Regions from separate parts of the Homo sapiens genome. Here region 2 is linked to region 1. A link is an interaction called in ENCODE POLR2A ChIA-PET data of the cell type or tissue named here. Cell type or tissue: Panc1. All regions are shown on one strand.

Region 1 (2,500 bases):
TTGTGGCGTGACTCATTGGTCATTACTTTAACCAAATTATAATAATGATGATTCATATACTTTTTTGAAAATCTGCTTTTTTTTTTTTTTTGGTTGAAGTGCCTAAGTACTGTTCTCAGTTTTGAAAATGTTACTCCTTTAAGTCTTGTGTAGTTCTTGATGATTCATCTGGGAAAGCAGCCCTTTTCTTCTTTTTGAGTGATCTTTGAAAGCTTGACACTTTCCCCGTAAACTAAGCTGGGAACTTTGAGTTTGAGTTTTTAGTTGCCACAACTGTGGGGGTGCTAATGGCACCTAGTAGGAAGGGCCTGTTGAGATACACAGCTAAATTAAATTTGTCATTGATTATGTGGGTGTGTTGCCAAGTTTTCTGGAGATGTTTACCAGTCTGGGCAATTTTGATAGTATTATCTTCTTACAGTTTCTGCTGTGAAGCAGTCTTTGAAGAAATATAAGATATTTATAGGAGCAAGCCCTTGGGGAAAAAAGCATTCTTACTAGTTTTATTTGATTAATTAATTAATTACAATGCCCTCATTCCCAATTCTTGAGGTAGAATTTTGATCACCTTAGCATCTGAGTGAGGAGGTAATGTGTGTGTTTACATTTCCTGAACTACCTCAGGTCTCCTCTAACCACTGGGTGTCTTGTTCCTGCTGAATTGTACTGTGCAGTAGACTCCACTGTATTAGTGGATGCATCAGTCTGTGGTAGGATTTCTTGACCTTAGCTCTGCTGACAGTTGGGGTTGGATAATTCTTTGTTGTGGGGAACTGTTCTGTGTATTGTAGGATGTTCAGTAGCATCCCTGGCCTCTTCCTACTAGGTGCCATTAGCACCACCACAATTGTGGCAACTAAAAATATCTCCAAGACACTGGCAAAATCCCCTGGGGTGATAAACTGCCCCTGTTGAGAACCACAGACTTACGAATACCGCTCAGCTGGTCCTCTGCCATGGTTAAGGTCTTCCTACTCTTGTCTGGTTTCTCCGTGTTCCCAGCCTTGCTCACAGCCTCCTCTTACCTGACTGTGCTCTGCTTAGCTAATTAGGCAGAAAGTTGCCAAGTAGAAGGTGGAATCAGTGGGGAATAGGGCAGAGCTGGAGTCAGGTGTGGCCCTGGGTAGGGGCTAAGCTCTGGCAGCACACAGATGGGTGTGTTTTTTTGTGGTAGCTAAGATTAGACTGCTAAAGCAAATGATCTTTGACATGAAAATAAACTGACAATACCACCGGTGGTCCTAGCGCACAATACTAATCAGGTATGTGGTATCTTTATATTGTCTCAAGCCTGCCTTGGAGTCTGTTGTTAACGAAAGCTCCAAGCATGTTTCCTCCTTAATGTTTTTATTTGAAAGAAGCAAAGAAAAGTGAAACTGGTTCTTGACGAACTTCATATTCAATATAGTTTCAGTTTTCAGGTGACTTAAATAGCTAGATACATTTTTTACATATATGAAATGAGGTGGGAGAGTTTGTAAATTTGAAGCAGCAAATGTTTACTGAATGCAGCCAGGTATGGTGCCATGGCCTCAAGAAATACTTGGAGTGCACAGGGAGTGAGACAGGCACCATCATGTAAGCGGTGGTAGTTCACAGATGGTGAGGGGTGAGATCTCATAAACTGGAGACTGGGACAGGTGTTCATATTCCCTACTTATTTTCATTTTCAAACAGTCACTGTTTATAATATGTCTGTTCTGAGCTTTATGAATTTTTTTTTTTACTTAAGATCATCCTAACTGCCCATTTTGTAAACTTTATTCTCTTAACATTTATTATGTCATATTTCCTGATTTTAAATAACTTCTAATGACTGCATATTGCGTTTTGTGGTTATATCCTAAGTTGTTTACGTAATGATTTCGCTATTGTTTAATGTGGATTATTTTAAGAATTTTGCTATTATAGTTATCATTTGATGAATATCTTCAGCATAAATTTTAGTCCACAGTTTAGATTATTTCTTTCAGATAGTGTCATGAAGTAGAATACTGTGGATTTTTTTTTTTTTTTTTTTTTTTTTTTTGGAGACGGAGTCTTTCAGGCTGGAGTGCAGTGGTATGATCTCGGCTCACTGCAACCTCCGCCTCCCGAGTTCAAGCAATTCTCCTGTCTCAGCCTCCCGAGTAGCTGGGATTACAATGCCCGCCACCACGTCCGGCTAACTTTTGTATTTTTAGTAGAGACAGGGTTTCACCATGTTGGCCAGGCTGGTCTCGAACTCCTGATCTCAGGTAATCCACCCACCTCTGCCTCCCAAAGTGCTGGGATTATAGGCGTGAGCCACCACGCCTGGCCTGGTGTGGATATTTTTAAGGCTCTTGATTCATATTGCTGAACTGCTTTCCTAAAAGATTCTAATTAATGCTTCCACTAGCAAGGTGTTGAGTGGCCATTTTAGGACATCCTTGCCAATGTTGATGTTTTCTAAAAAGAAAATTACCGATTTAACAGGTGGAAAACATCTCATCTTTCATTGACTTTTTGTTTTTGCTTT
Region 2 (2,500 bases), 160 kb after region 1:
GGGATTGTAACTGTCAGCTGTTCACATGACCAGGAAGTGTTCTGGGCCTGGTTGGGTGCAGGAGGAGGAGGAGGTTAGGAAACACTGCCTGCACTGGGGCAGGAGACTTGCCCAGGGACTTCAGCTGGGTGGGTGGCCCTCTAGATTCAGGTGGGCCAGGTACTGGGGCTGTAGGTTTATCTCTAAAGGGCACCAACCATCCCTCTCCAACTAGGGCCTCAGGGTAAGCTGAGCTCAAAAGACTGGAAGCAGCAGAGGCCACCTGGACACCTGGGGATAGGCAGCAGGGCCTGGGTGGCAGGAGGCCCCATCACGCTGGATCCATGGGGAAGAGGCAGGCTGATGGGCCAGCGCCTGTTGCTGAGCCCCACCAGATCCAGGTGGAGTTGGTTTGAACTTCTTCTGTCTCAAGACTAGGTCAGCCTTGCAGCCGGAGGCAGCTGAGTCTGCAGGTGAGGGTGGGGAGGAGGGTGCGACAGGAGCATGGGCAGCAGCATTTCTAACGAGAAAATCAACCATTCTGTTGGGTTTCTCCTCGTGCCCCTTTTTTATTCTCACACAAGGTCTGCTTCTTTCTCCAGTGTTCTCCCCTTTGCAAGGTGGGTGACAACTGATGACCTTGTGTGTAAAGCACCTGTCACAATGCCTGTCCCACCACAGGCCCCTAATCAAGGGTAGCTCCTGTAATTATTGATACTGATAGTGAAAATATTGACATTATGTTCCCAGACTCGAGCATCATGGAGAAACATTCCCCGCAATTCCTCCTCTGATGTTGCACAAGACAGTCTGCATAATGCCCAGGACCCTGGCTGACACTGCTGCCAGGAAAAGGAAGCGGCTGCTGTAGGCCAGATGGGCCTGCAGTTAGCGTCTTGGTGGCCTATGAGCACTGGCCAGGAGGAACTGGCTTCCACCTGACAGACTGTGACCTTGGCCACTTCCCCAGCCCATCAACCCCTACCTGGACCTCCTGCTCCAAGCTGAGCTGCCGCTCCAGGCTGCACTCTACCATCTCCGTGGTCACCGGGAGCTTCTCGGGCAGCTCTGTGCAGCGCCGGATCAACACAGGGTTGCAGCCATTCAGGAACTGGTAGCCAAACATCAGGTCTTCCTGCCAGTGATTCATGACCCGCTCTACCAGGAGAAAAGCGAGGCCCACCCTGAGCTCTGAGTAGAGGGCAGCCAGGGCCATGGCCCTCCTGACCTCACCTAAGAGCAGAGTCCCTGCTTGGTCTCCTCTCCCGAGTGCTCCCTGGATGGGCACAGCTCCAACTGCTGCCCCCTGCCCATCACTGGGTCAGGCTGTGGCACCAACTCATCATACCTGAGCTGGCCCTTCGTGGCTCAGAAGCCTCCTGGAGCACTCAGGTCCTTCAGCCCAGCATGGAGTGTCCAGGATGGAAGAAGGAGGGCGTGGAGGAGAGTCCCTGGGGGCAGTTTGCCAAGTTTGGTTCCCCATGTCCTGATTTCAGCACCTCTTCTTGTCCAGCCATTCCTGCCTTCCTAACGTCCTTCCCATGCCATGACTGGCCACTATGAAGCTAGTGCTCTCATCAAACACATCCTAGTCCAAAGGAACCCAAAGTTGCTTTTGTGTAAATACCTAAAACACAAGCCAAGTTCTGCCTTTGCTCTGTTCAGAAGCACAAATGATTGATTTGTGCCAAGAAAAAGTTCTGATACTTTTGAGACTTTTGATAGTGAAATGAGGTTGAGGGTGCTCGAGCTTGAATATCTGAGGAGGAGAAACCTCTGGGCACAAGGGTGACCACAGTGATGGTAAAAGGTGTGGAGTGTAGGGGGTGCTGTCCAGGGTGGCATGGTGGCAGCGAGGCCCCCATGCTGCAGCAGGCAGGAAGGCCCTTGTCAATTTCCCGGCAAGTATCAGACAGGAGAGCAGCATCCCCTGTCCCCAGCACCACTTGGGCCCCCAGAGGCACACTCACCAGAAATAGTGTTGCTGATCTTGACAAAGATTTTCTCAAAGTCGGCGAAGTCATTCCAAGAAGACTGGAACATGTGCATGAAGCGGTTGATGAACAGGTTCTCCATCCTGCAGACCAGGAGAGAGGTCACCTTGCGCACACTAGCCATGCCTCCCTCTGCAGAGCCCCTTCACACCAAGCTCTCAGGGGTCCTCACAACCCCCGCCCCCTCCAGGCAGCTCTGCAGAGGTAGGTGACTGGCTTTTCAGAACCAGGTCAGAAACTGGCATCTATACGGGATGCTGTTCTACTGCACCTCACCTGTCGAAGAGACAGGCCAGTACCCTCCAGAATAGCCTGCAGTGCCTTGAATTCCATTCACACATGTGTTCATTCATTCACTCATCGGGCACTTGCAGTCCCCCACTCGGTGGGCCAGTCCCTGAGAAAGCTTCTACGAACAGAGATCCAGCTGCTCTACCGTGTTGCCTGGCTTTTGGGGCGATGAACAGTTCAATTGACTTGAAAACTCATGTATTTTCTGCTAAATGGCTCCGTGTTTGGTGCTGAGG

What was found. ChIA-PET counts read pairs that join two places held together with the same protein. Peaks named below come from ENCODE experiments on the same cell type or tissue, not always from the same donor. Only the 100,000 strongest peaks of a DNase experiment are listed, where the experiment ranks them.
Region 2: POLR2A ChIA-PET joins it to region 1 with 6 read pairs; 5 of 35 experiments call an interaction of 5 or more read pairs at or near these places.

The regions. Positions count from the first base shown.
Region 1 is chr10:45,579,533-45,582,032 of GRCh38, reverse strand. It overlaps a transcript of MARCHF8 not described here. Among named protein-coding and RNA genes, the nearest start is that of MARCHF8, 45 kb to the right of the region's middle. In Panc1, no CTCF peak of the experiment used is centred here; no DNase peak of the experiment used is centred here; H3K4me3 peaks cover 800 bases; H3K27ac peaks cover 1,933 bases.
Region 2 is chr10:45,423,597-45,426,096 of GRCh38, reverse strand. ALOX5 (arachidonate 5-lipoxygenase) reads right to left here. Exons shown (of 14, transcript NM_000698.5): 5 at 1,950-2,056; 6 at 965-1,137. Among named protein-coding and RNA genes, the nearest start is that of ALOX5, 51 kb to the right of the region's middle. RefSeq lists an enhancer at 1-230. In Panc1, no CTCF peak of the experiment used is centred here; no DNase peak of the experiment used is centred here.